Linked DNA regions of Mus musculus: region 2 is linked to region 1. Evidence: chromatin loops called from intact Hi-C (ENCODE). Cell type or tissue: gastrocnemius. All regions are shown on one strand.

Evidence for each region. A loop is a pair of places that touch in the nucleus more often than their neighbours do. Peaks named below come from ENCODE experiments on the same cell type or tissue, not always from the same donor. Only the 100,000 strongest peaks of a DNase experiment are listed, where the experiment ranks them.
Region 2: it touches region 1 in a loop (2.0-fold over the local background); 3 of 42 quality-filtered maps call a loop at or near these places.

The regions. Positions count from the first base shown.
Region 1 is chr12:78,940,360-78,945,359 of GRCm38, reverse strand. It overlaps Gm46359 (a long non-coding RNA gene), which reads right to left. Exons shown (of 3, transcript XR_001780635.2): 3 at 284-829. It overlaps Gm46360 (a long non-coding RNA gene), which reads right to left. Exons shown (of 3, transcript XR_001780636.1): 3 at 4,886-5,000. Among named protein-coding and RNA genes, the nearest start is that of Gm46360, 14 kb to the right of the region's middle. In gastrocnemius, no CTCF peak of the experiment used is centred here; a DNase peak (open chromatin) is centred at 2,236.
Region 2 is chr12:78,990,282-78,995,281 of GRCm38, reverse strand. The region is part of intron 1 of Tmem229b (transmembrane protein 229B); the gene reads left to right. Among named protein-coding and RNA genes, the nearest start is that of Tmem229b, 14 kb to the left of the region's middle. In gastrocnemius, no CTCF peak of the experiment used is centred here; no DNase peak of the experiment used is centred here.

The DNA of each region.
Region 1 (5,000 bases):
AAGGGAGGGAGAGCTGCTAGGCAAGAGTTGCAAGAGTTTTCATTAAGTTGCTTAGCCCAACCTTGACCTGGTCTCTGAAAAGTAGGCAGACACTGGGCTTTTGATCTTCCTTCTTCAGCCTCCCAAGTACCCGGGATAACAGTCCTATGCCACCACTCCCAGTTTGGGCACCTGTTTAAAGGCTCGCCTTAGACACACACACACACACACACACACACACAAGGCTAATGAAGATAATCGAGTTTCTCCAAAGCACAGTCAGCCGGTTAACTGCAAAACCAAGATCTTCCCAGTTATAGCCACTCTGCTGCCTCCTGCACCTTCCAGATGCTCAAAGCTGAACTGTAAGCTCAGGTCACCTCTGCCACTCTCTTTGCAGCTTGGGAGCCTCCATAAGGCCCCAGCAGATGGTCATGTTCCATGTGCACTTCTGACTCAGCAGCTGGCTCTCGGGCCCCCAGCTCGGAACCTCTGATCTACCACAATGAAGACTGGGACGCCACCTTGACCTGGCACAGGGGAAGGAACAACTCAGAGCATCAGCGACTTTGGGAGGAAAAATAGGTACAGCTGAGATCTATTTATATGTCCTGGATGGGAAGGACAGAGGCAGACAATCAGAGGGAAGGCCGTTTAAGGACTCAGCCGGTCAGCATCCCGAGTATCTGAGTGGGCTGATGCAAGACATCCAAATGGGCAGAACAGGAGGCTTCAGGTAGACCCTGCATCCATTTACCAGAGGATGTTCTTCCTGGTTCTGACCCATCCTGCTCTCTTGCTGCATCTCTCAGGGCTTCCTTTACACAAGAGCTGACGGTTCCAGAAGAGCCTGAAACAAGACAATGAGAACATTTGTAAATGTTTCCTTTGTCTTAAGTTACTTGGTTTTTTTTTGAGCCTTATGTTGTTCAAGCTAGGCGCAAGTGATGCTCCCATCTTGACCTCCTGAGTGCTGGGACATAGGCAGGCTGCCTCCTCCCACTCAGAGGGACAAGCTGATGTGTCAACCCACCGGCTCTCCTGACCCAGTGCAGCAGCACTAAGTATATCCCCTGGGAGTAACCAAGGTGGGTCTCTGGCTCACTCTCCAGTCACTTTTATCACCAGATCATGACTTGAGGACATCTGCTACCTGCTCCAGCCACCTGGTCCTCTTTTCTGGAGGTAATATGTCACTATGATGGCACTGTGCCTCAGTTTCCCCACATGTGAGACCTAAAGTGTCCTGTGTTTTTAGCATACAAAAGTTAGCCTAAGGAAGCCTTATCTGAGATGATAAGAGGAAGGGTAGGCTGTAGACTGAGAAGGGGCTTGATAAGGGGCAGGGGTGGAGGGTGAGGGTGGGGGTGGGGCCAAGGCCAGGCCCAGGGAAGTCCCCCCCCACCAGTTCCAAGCAAGTTCAAATTCAAGCTCTACCCTCTTTTTGTCTATGCGACATTGGACAAATGACCATCTTAGAGCCTTGTGAAAACGAAGCGATCCAATCTTCAAAATAACTCCTTTGACCCAACTTACAATCAAGAAATGAAGCGGAGAAAAAAATGAAATGAAAAATAGGTAGGAATGTAGCTAAGTTAATAGAGCGCCTGTTTAGCACGCAGGAAGTTCTGGGTTTATTCTCTGGTGCCATATAAACTAGGTGTGGTGGTGCATGCTTCTGACCTCAGCACTCGGGTGATGAAGCGGGATGATCAGAAGTTCAAGACTATTCTCATCCACTTAGTTAATTCAAGGCCAGCCTCGGCTACCTGAGATGGGAGAGGGGAGGAAGGAGAGGAGAGAGAAGGGAAAGGACAAAAGACAAAGGGAGAGGAGGGAAGGAGAGGAGAAGGAAGGGGAAGGGGAGAGGGGTGAGGGGAGGAGAGGAGAAGGGGAGGGGAGGGGCGGGGAGGGGAGAGGAGGAGAAGAGGATCCTTTTCCAGTGTCTTCTGTGATTCTCTTCTGCAGCTCCAAGGCTCTGAGAGAGCTGTTTCTGGAATATATGGATCTCGTTCCCTGCAGGTGGAATTCTGTTTTATTTGGTCTGGGCTGGAACTAGCTCCTCCTGAATTCTCTTGGCATGATGAGTTAACTAATCTAAGGTAATTCTGAGACTCAGAATTGGAGGGGAAAGTGCGGCAGGGGCAAGGGCCAAGTGCAGCCTCCTGCGCTCAGTTATGAGCACCTAAAGCCTGCTGGCTGAACAATCTTCTTGAAGCCAGGCTGCCATCTGACTACCCTGACGTGACCATCCCGCAGGCCTCCTGGAACAGTCCTTCCCATTCTTGAAGAGCTCACAGTTGCCCTGCCAATTCTCCTATTTGGAAGATTAAATCTTCCCTTGTCTGGCACTCTCTCAGGTCACCACAGCGCTCCCTCCATTCCCAGCATATTCGAATGGAGCCCTGACTCCTTCTCCTGGTGCTGGAGCAAACACACCAATGCCCCTGCTCAGGGGCCAGCATTGTCTGGGGGGCGCTCCATTTGTCATTCCTCAACCTGCTATTACCCAGCTCTTCAGGACTTTCCCAGAAATGAAACCTTCCCCACCAAAGTGTACTCTTGTGGTGACAGCTTCCAGATTCGCCATGATTCTGCTCCCAGGCCCAGTTAATTAGCTAAGAGGTTGGCCCTCTATTTAACCTGGTCTACCGAATTCATTTCATGGCATTTTTGAACCCCCGTGCCTCTCTGGTGATGGAAACTAGAAGATACAAGTGCACAGTCCCCTGAAGATGTGGCAGGAGGTGACCCACTCTACCCCTCTTGAGGGAGGTCACACTTGTAAGGAGCCAGGACAGCAATGGCTATGGGCGCTTGGTGAGACAGCCCCCTAAGTGGCCTGGAACACAGCCTCTGTTGGCTTGGTCCTTAAATCTCTGGTGTCAGTTTCATAGAGAATGCTTGGCTTAGAGGTGGGCAGAGGTACACTGGAGGCTGTTGGCCATCAGGGGAGTTCCCTTGTTCAACATGAGCCATTTTACAGTTAACTCCATCAGTCTCTGGGATATGTGTGTCAGGGTGTAGGGGCTCTGAGTTTAGACTCATAGAATCCTACTTTTAGGGCTGGGCCTTAGTAATTAGTAAGCACAGGGTCCCCCATCTTACAAATTGGAAAAGAGAAGCCCAGGAAGGCACCTGTGGAAGAGGTAGGCTGGAGCTTGGGTTCGGCCTTTCCCACATCCTCCCAGAGAACCAGCCCCACCAGGGCCTCCATATTGTCGCCCCCGGGAGCCTTTCACTAGCCTGGTGCTCAAGAGGACAGATGGCTGGGGAAACTCATCAGGGCATCCAGTTGTCACTGCAATGAACCAAAGATGTAACATTTCTTGGTGCTTTATTGAATATTTGGCCCTCAGAAATTCACATTGCAATTTAATTCCCATTGTAACAGTACTGAAAGATGGGGCCTCTAAGGTTTCCTCCATGTGGATGGACTTAAAGGCTTTTAAGACTTGTAGGAGCGAATTCCTTTTTATTCTTTCACACTTCTTCCACATGAAGAGCAGTGTTATTCCCAAGGACGCTGTGTTCAAGGCGTTATGTTAAAAACAGGTACTAGGCTCTCCTCACACAGCAGATCCTGGTGCCTTGCTATTGGCCTTCAAAACTGTGAGGGGTAAATCAACTCTGGTTGTATGCATTTTCCAGGCTCAGGTAGTCTTTCTTTTTTAAGATTTGTTTTTATTTTAGGTGTATTGGTGTTTTGTCTACATGTATATTTATGTACCATGTACCTGTCTCATTCCCAGAGAGGTCAAAAGAGGGTGTTGATACTCTGTATCTGGAACTGGAGTCACAGATGCTTGTGAGCCACAATGTGGGTGCTGGGAATCAACCCCCTGTAAGAGCAAGAGTGCTCTAGACTGCTGAGCCCTCTCTCCAGCCCTTCAGTAGTCCTTTAGCACAGCCCAGCCCAGCACAGCACAGCACAGCACAGCACAGCACAGCACAGCACAGCACAGCACAGCACAGCACAGCACAGCACAGCACAGCCCAGCACAGCCCAGCCCAGCACAGCCCAGCACAGCACAGCCCAGCCCAGCACAGCACAGCACAGCCCAGCCCAGCACAGCACAGCACAGCACAGCACAGCACAGCACAGCCCAGCCCAGCACAGCACAGCACAGCCCAGCCCAGCACAGCCCAGCCCAGCACAGCACAGCACAGCACAGCAAAGACACCTGGCTGCTTGGTGGTATTGTTTGAGGTATGGTGTGTGGTGTGAGTGTGTATGTGTGTGTGTGTATGGTATGTGATATGTGTGTGGTGTGTGTATAGTGTGTAGTGTAGTATAGTGTAGTATAGTATATGGTGTGGTGTGTGTGGTATGTGTGTGTGTGGTGTAGTGCCTGTGTGTGATGTGTATATGTAGTCTGTGTGTGTGTACGGTATGTGATGTGTAGTGTGATGTAGTGTGTATAGTAGTGTGTGTGTGTGTGTGTGTGTGTGTGTGTGTGTGTGTGAGAGAGTATGTGGTCTGTGTGTGTGTGATGTGGTGTGCTTGGTATGTTGTATGTGTATATGTGTGGTATGCGGTCTGTGTGTGTGGTGTGGTATATGTATTGTGGTATGTGTGTGTGTGGTATATGTGGTGTGTATAGTGTGTGGTTTGTGCATGTGTGTGTATGTGTGCATTTGTGTATGCACCCATATGTGTGTTCTGTGTGAGTGTGTGGTATGATATGTGTGTGTGTGGTATATATATATATATATATATATGGGTGTGGTGTGTGGTCTGTGTGTGTATATAGTATGTCGTGTGGTATGTGTGTGTATGGTATGGCGTGTGTGTGTGTTATGGTGTGTGTGGTGAATGTATGTAGTATGGTATGTGTGGTGTATATGGTGTGTATGGTGTGTGGTTTGTGTGTGTGTGTGTTATGGTGTGTGTGGTGAATGTATGTAGTATGGTATGTGTGGTGTATATGGTGTGTATGGTGTGTGGTTTGTGTGTGTGTGTGAGTGGGTGTGTACGTGCATATGTGAATGACTGAGTGCGTGCATGAGTGTGTGTGTTG
Region 2 (5,000 bases), 50 kb before region 1:
TTAATTATACACACACGCAGATGCACACGCACATGCACACACTCACACTCTTCATTCATAAGTTGCTTTACGCTTTGTACTTCAAGCAAATGCTCTTTGTTTTTGACCTGAGGTTTGCTATGTAGCCCCAGTGGACCTTGAACTTGAAACCTTCCTGCCTCAACGTAAGTGCCGTGGTGACCATCGGGCACTACAGTGCTCACTTGCCAGTGCCTTTCTTGCCTCCCCCAGTCCTGGCTTCCAGTTCATCCCCTGAAGGACTCTTGGACTCTATGGCTCTGAGATGAAACTGGGGCATACCTGCTAGACTAGGCTATGCCCTGCTCCCTCCTTGTCATAGTTAGCCCACATGAATAAGCTTGATGGTTTCTAGAGGCATTTTTTCTGTACTTGGTTTTGCTTTGGAGCCCCAAGACCTCATTTCTCCTCTTTCATCTGGGAAGTGAGTGATGTACCTTGATCATTATCTGTGTTGACTGGGTATTTTACTATTCATTTATTTAGATTGGCTGTTTGAAATGAAGTCTCACTATGTCCTCAGGGCTGGCCTAAAACCCACAGTGCTGTGACCGCCTCCCTGCCTCATCCTCCCAAGTACTTGGGAACTACAAGCATCAGCCACCACTCCTGCTTGATCACATATTTGAAAATTAAAACATAGATTCAAATGCTTATGGGAAATGCAAAAATTACACAGACAAAACAACCCTACACAGACATGCAAAATGATAGAAGACGTCGTTGTGCTCTCGTCCTCCTCCTCCTCCCGCTCCTCTTCTCTTTTGCCTGAAGGTTGAGAGGAATTAGGATGCAGAGTTGCATGTTGACAGACAAGTCCTGTTTCTGGACCTTTTGTAAGGTGGGTTCTTTCCTCTCCTTCCCACTTGGCCCCTATGTATCCCTCGGTTATTAGAGACACACAAGTCAACTATCATCCTCTCTTGACTTTGTCCATGTTGAGAAATGATAGCCAGGCCTGTGGAAGCTTAGACCACTCCCCCTGACTATTCATTAATCAGCCCCTCTCAAGAGGCTGAGCTGTATTTCTAGCTCTCACGTTTTAACCCGTCGTCGGGAGTTCTCCAAGCTGCTCCCTTCTCTGTCCCTACATCCTGCCTGCCACGGTTCCTCACGATGTGGCATTTTCTATCAATACCCCTAAGCACCCTCTTCTGTGCTGTGTACTCATCTTTATGTCCATTAAGGAAGATATTCCACAGACTCAGCCTGGCCCTGGCCTCTTTGGCCTCCGTTAAGCACCATTTCTGCCTCCAGACACTGAGCATTTGTCATTCCCCTGCCCTGTCCGGATGACTTGTGATCTTTCTGTTGTTACAGTGTGCTGGAAAAAATGCTGAGGTATAGTATAACTTGAATTAGTAAGCAAATAACATTTCCCAAAGGTGCTCAATTGAAGTTTGGCCATAACGATCACTTGGGAGCTCCAGTCTATGTCAGGAAAAGACCATTGTCTTTATTCTGAGGGACAGATCACTTGGCTTCTACCCTAATTCTTCTTGTCCCCCCTGGCATTGCAGTTTCCTTTGCTTTTAAAGACAACCTACAGTGATGCCCCATTTCAGACAGTACATTGGTACGGTCTCGTAATTACTCTGAATAAAATTCAGACGCCGGCACCTACCTAGATCAACAGAAACTTTTGTGCATTTTACAGGTCTGTACATCGAGTTACATCCCCAGCTCTTGTTTGTTATTGTTGGTGCTATTTATTTGTGTTTATCTTCTCCCTACTCTCTCTCTCTCTCTCTCTCTCTCTCTCTCTCTCTCTCTGTGTGTGTGTGTGTGTGTGTGTGTGTGTATGTGTAGTACTGGAGCTTGGTCCCCCAGTAATTTACCACTAAGTTATATCCTAAGCTTCTTTGGTTTGGTTTGGATTGGTCTTGAGATGGTTTTTCTTTATGTAGCCCTGGTTATCCTGGAACTCACTCTGTAGAGCAGGCTGGCCTTAAACTCAGAGATCTGCTCTCTTCTTCCTCCATGTGCTGGGTTTAATGGCATGTACCACCATTGCCCAGGACTTCTGTATTTTTATCTTAAAGCAGGTTCTCACTAAGTTGCCCAAGCTTGTCTTAAACTCCCCCTGTAGCCCAGGAAAAGTCTCGAACTTGCATTTGACCCACCTCAGCCTCCTGAGTCGCTGAGATCACAGGCATGAGCATTACACTAGTAAAAACCTTTGGGGGTTTTATTTTGTCTTGTTTTTGAGATATAGTCTTGATTAGCTCAAGCCAAGCCTAGAATTTGTTCTGTCCCCCAGGGCGACCTCAAACTCTCTTGCATCTCCAGCCTTTGCCACCCAAGTGCTGAGATTACGGCCAGGTGCAACCATCCATGCCGCCTCTATATGAATTTTTTTAAGTTAGTATAAATGGTCAACTCTAACCTAAAAGAGAAATAAAAGGAGAACGTAATTATCATGCAGTATCATATATTCAGTGTGTAACTGTTTTGTCATAACCACCTGAAGTCAGAAACTGGATCCTTCGCATAGTAACCACCGAGAATGAGCTGACCAGAAAACAGATACAGGTGTGGGTTGTGGGTGACTCACCATACCAGGAAAGGTGCTACTCCATAGTGATGAACATTTCTTGGTAGCATTCCAAAGAATCTAAAGTAGGAGGCCCTTTCAATTTACATGTTAATGGCATTCCTGGCCAATGCAGCATCCAGCAAAGCCACGCTAATGCTGGGTGTGGTGACATGTACACCTGTGATCCCAGCATTTAATAGGCTGTGGCAAGAGGATTTCTATTGGAGGCCAGCCTGTGATACATAGTGAGACTGTGTCTCAACCAAACTAAAATAAAACAGCAACAACACAAAAACCCTGCAAAAGGGACTGGGATCTCTCTCATAAATCATGTCATGAAATGGTCGTGTGCTGGCCTTGCATAAGGCCCTCAATTCCCAGCACCTCAAAGCAAAAACAAAGCTGGGCAGTGGTGGTGCACGACTTTAATCCCAGCACTCAGGAGGCAGAGGCAGAGGCAGAGGCAGAGGCAGAGGCAGAGGCAGAGGCAGAGGCAGAGGCAGAGGCAGAGGCAGAGGCAGAGGCAGAGGCAGAGGCAGAGGCAGAGGCAGAGGCAGAGGCAGAGGCAGAGGCAGAGGCAGAGGCAGAGGCAGAGGCAGAGGCAGGAGGATTTCTAAGTTTAAGGCCACCTTGGTCTACAGAGCTAGTTCCAGATTAGCCAGAGCTACATAGAGAAACTCTGTTTTGAAAAAACCATTGTATGTTTAGTAGTAGTTATAATTTAGAGCATCTTTTCTGTAGAACCTTCTAAAGTCAGGTAGGGATTGTAGTGTTTTGGCAAATGGGAACCTCTGAGAACCTGGAGCACCTACCATGGTGTTGATAGCTATCTTCCAATTCTCTCTCCTGGTGAGGAAGAACCAAGGACCAGGTACTGGCTGCTTGGGCTTTAGGTCTAGCTTACAGTACCACAGTGTTTGTATAACCTTACATAAGTTACACTTAATCGTATATGTCTGCTTGTCTTCTCTGTCAAGAAGATTCAAGCAATACACATGTATTGAGGATATAGAGGTAAGTACTTAGAGTGTGAGAAGCCCTGGGTTTCATCTCTACTACTACTAGTACCAATACTACTACTACTACTACTACTACTACTACTACTACTACTACTAAAGGCACATGTGTCCTACCTACTCTGGGATTGAGCTCAGGTCAGTCTAGGACTCCCCCTCACTTGATGTCTTTCTAGCCCTCAAACTCTCTTAGACTTCTCTTATATTCAAAGGGAGAGAGAGAAGAAAAGGAATGAAGGAGAAGAAGGGGGAAGAGGTGGGGCAAGATAAGGTTAGAGGAAGGAGAGAGAAGGAAGAATGGGTTGGGGGGGGAGACCTTTCTCATGTCCGCTTCAGCAGCTTCTCCTTCATGAGCTGACTTCTCAAGTCCTCAGTACATTCCTGGGCCAGCCCAGTGTCCACTTTTTGCAACCACACCTTTCTAAACACTCACCAGTTCCCTATGCTGTCAAGATTTTTCATCCCCTGGACAGCTTTCCTCTCTAGTTGGTCCTGGCCTTGGGCATTCTCCTCCCTCCCGCCTCACAGGGTCCCAGTGTCTTTTCCTCAGCATGCTCCTGCTTTCCTATGCCTTCCTCTGGCTCCTCCTCAAGGCCTATCCTCTGCCGGCCTCAGATGTCACCCTCCTCCCCAGGATGCTCCTCCACTGCTGTGCTCCATCCTGACGTGTTCATTAGGTAATCACTCAGTTACCTGTTTGTCCCGTCAGGTGTGTAAATGCAAAGACCCCAGAATCAGAGGAATCCAGGCCATGTCCAGCCTTGAGCTGGCTATCCTATCTGTACTTCAAACACAAAGAACATCTGAAACAAAGCTACTGTGGGTTCCTAGACCTGCACCTCTTCCTGGATCCTCTTCTCTCAGGGAATGACACCACCATAGCCAGGGGCAGAAGTCTGGGTGGCATCCTCAACCCTTCCTTCCAGATAATCACTCAGGAGTCCTGCCCTTTGTCTTCCATGATGACTCTGCGTTAACCTGGGTCAGATTTCCTAATCGTTTTAGCTAATTGTGTTGGTTGCTCATTCCTCATTAGGATTTAGGATTGCAATACCTAATTTACTATTGGGCTGGTTTAAGAGTTTTGCAAGTCTTCAGAATGGATATCGGGTCTCTTTCTTGACCCTCTCTTATGCTGGGAATAAATCCTAGCCTTCAAACATGCTGGACAATTTTCTGCCGCTGAGCCTGCCCCAATCCCACTCTTTAAATACTTTTCTCTGATGTCCTATGCATGTAGGAGTGTGCCCAATAAAGTGTCAAGATGCTTGGCCTGGGCCAGGGTCTCAGATTCTGTGGTCTTTGCATGTACACATCTGATGGAGCAAATAGGTACTGAGTGATTGTTTAATGAACATGTCAGTGAATGCATAGATAATAAGATTGACATAAAAGATCCTGTTTTTACAGCAAAATACACTGTAATAGGG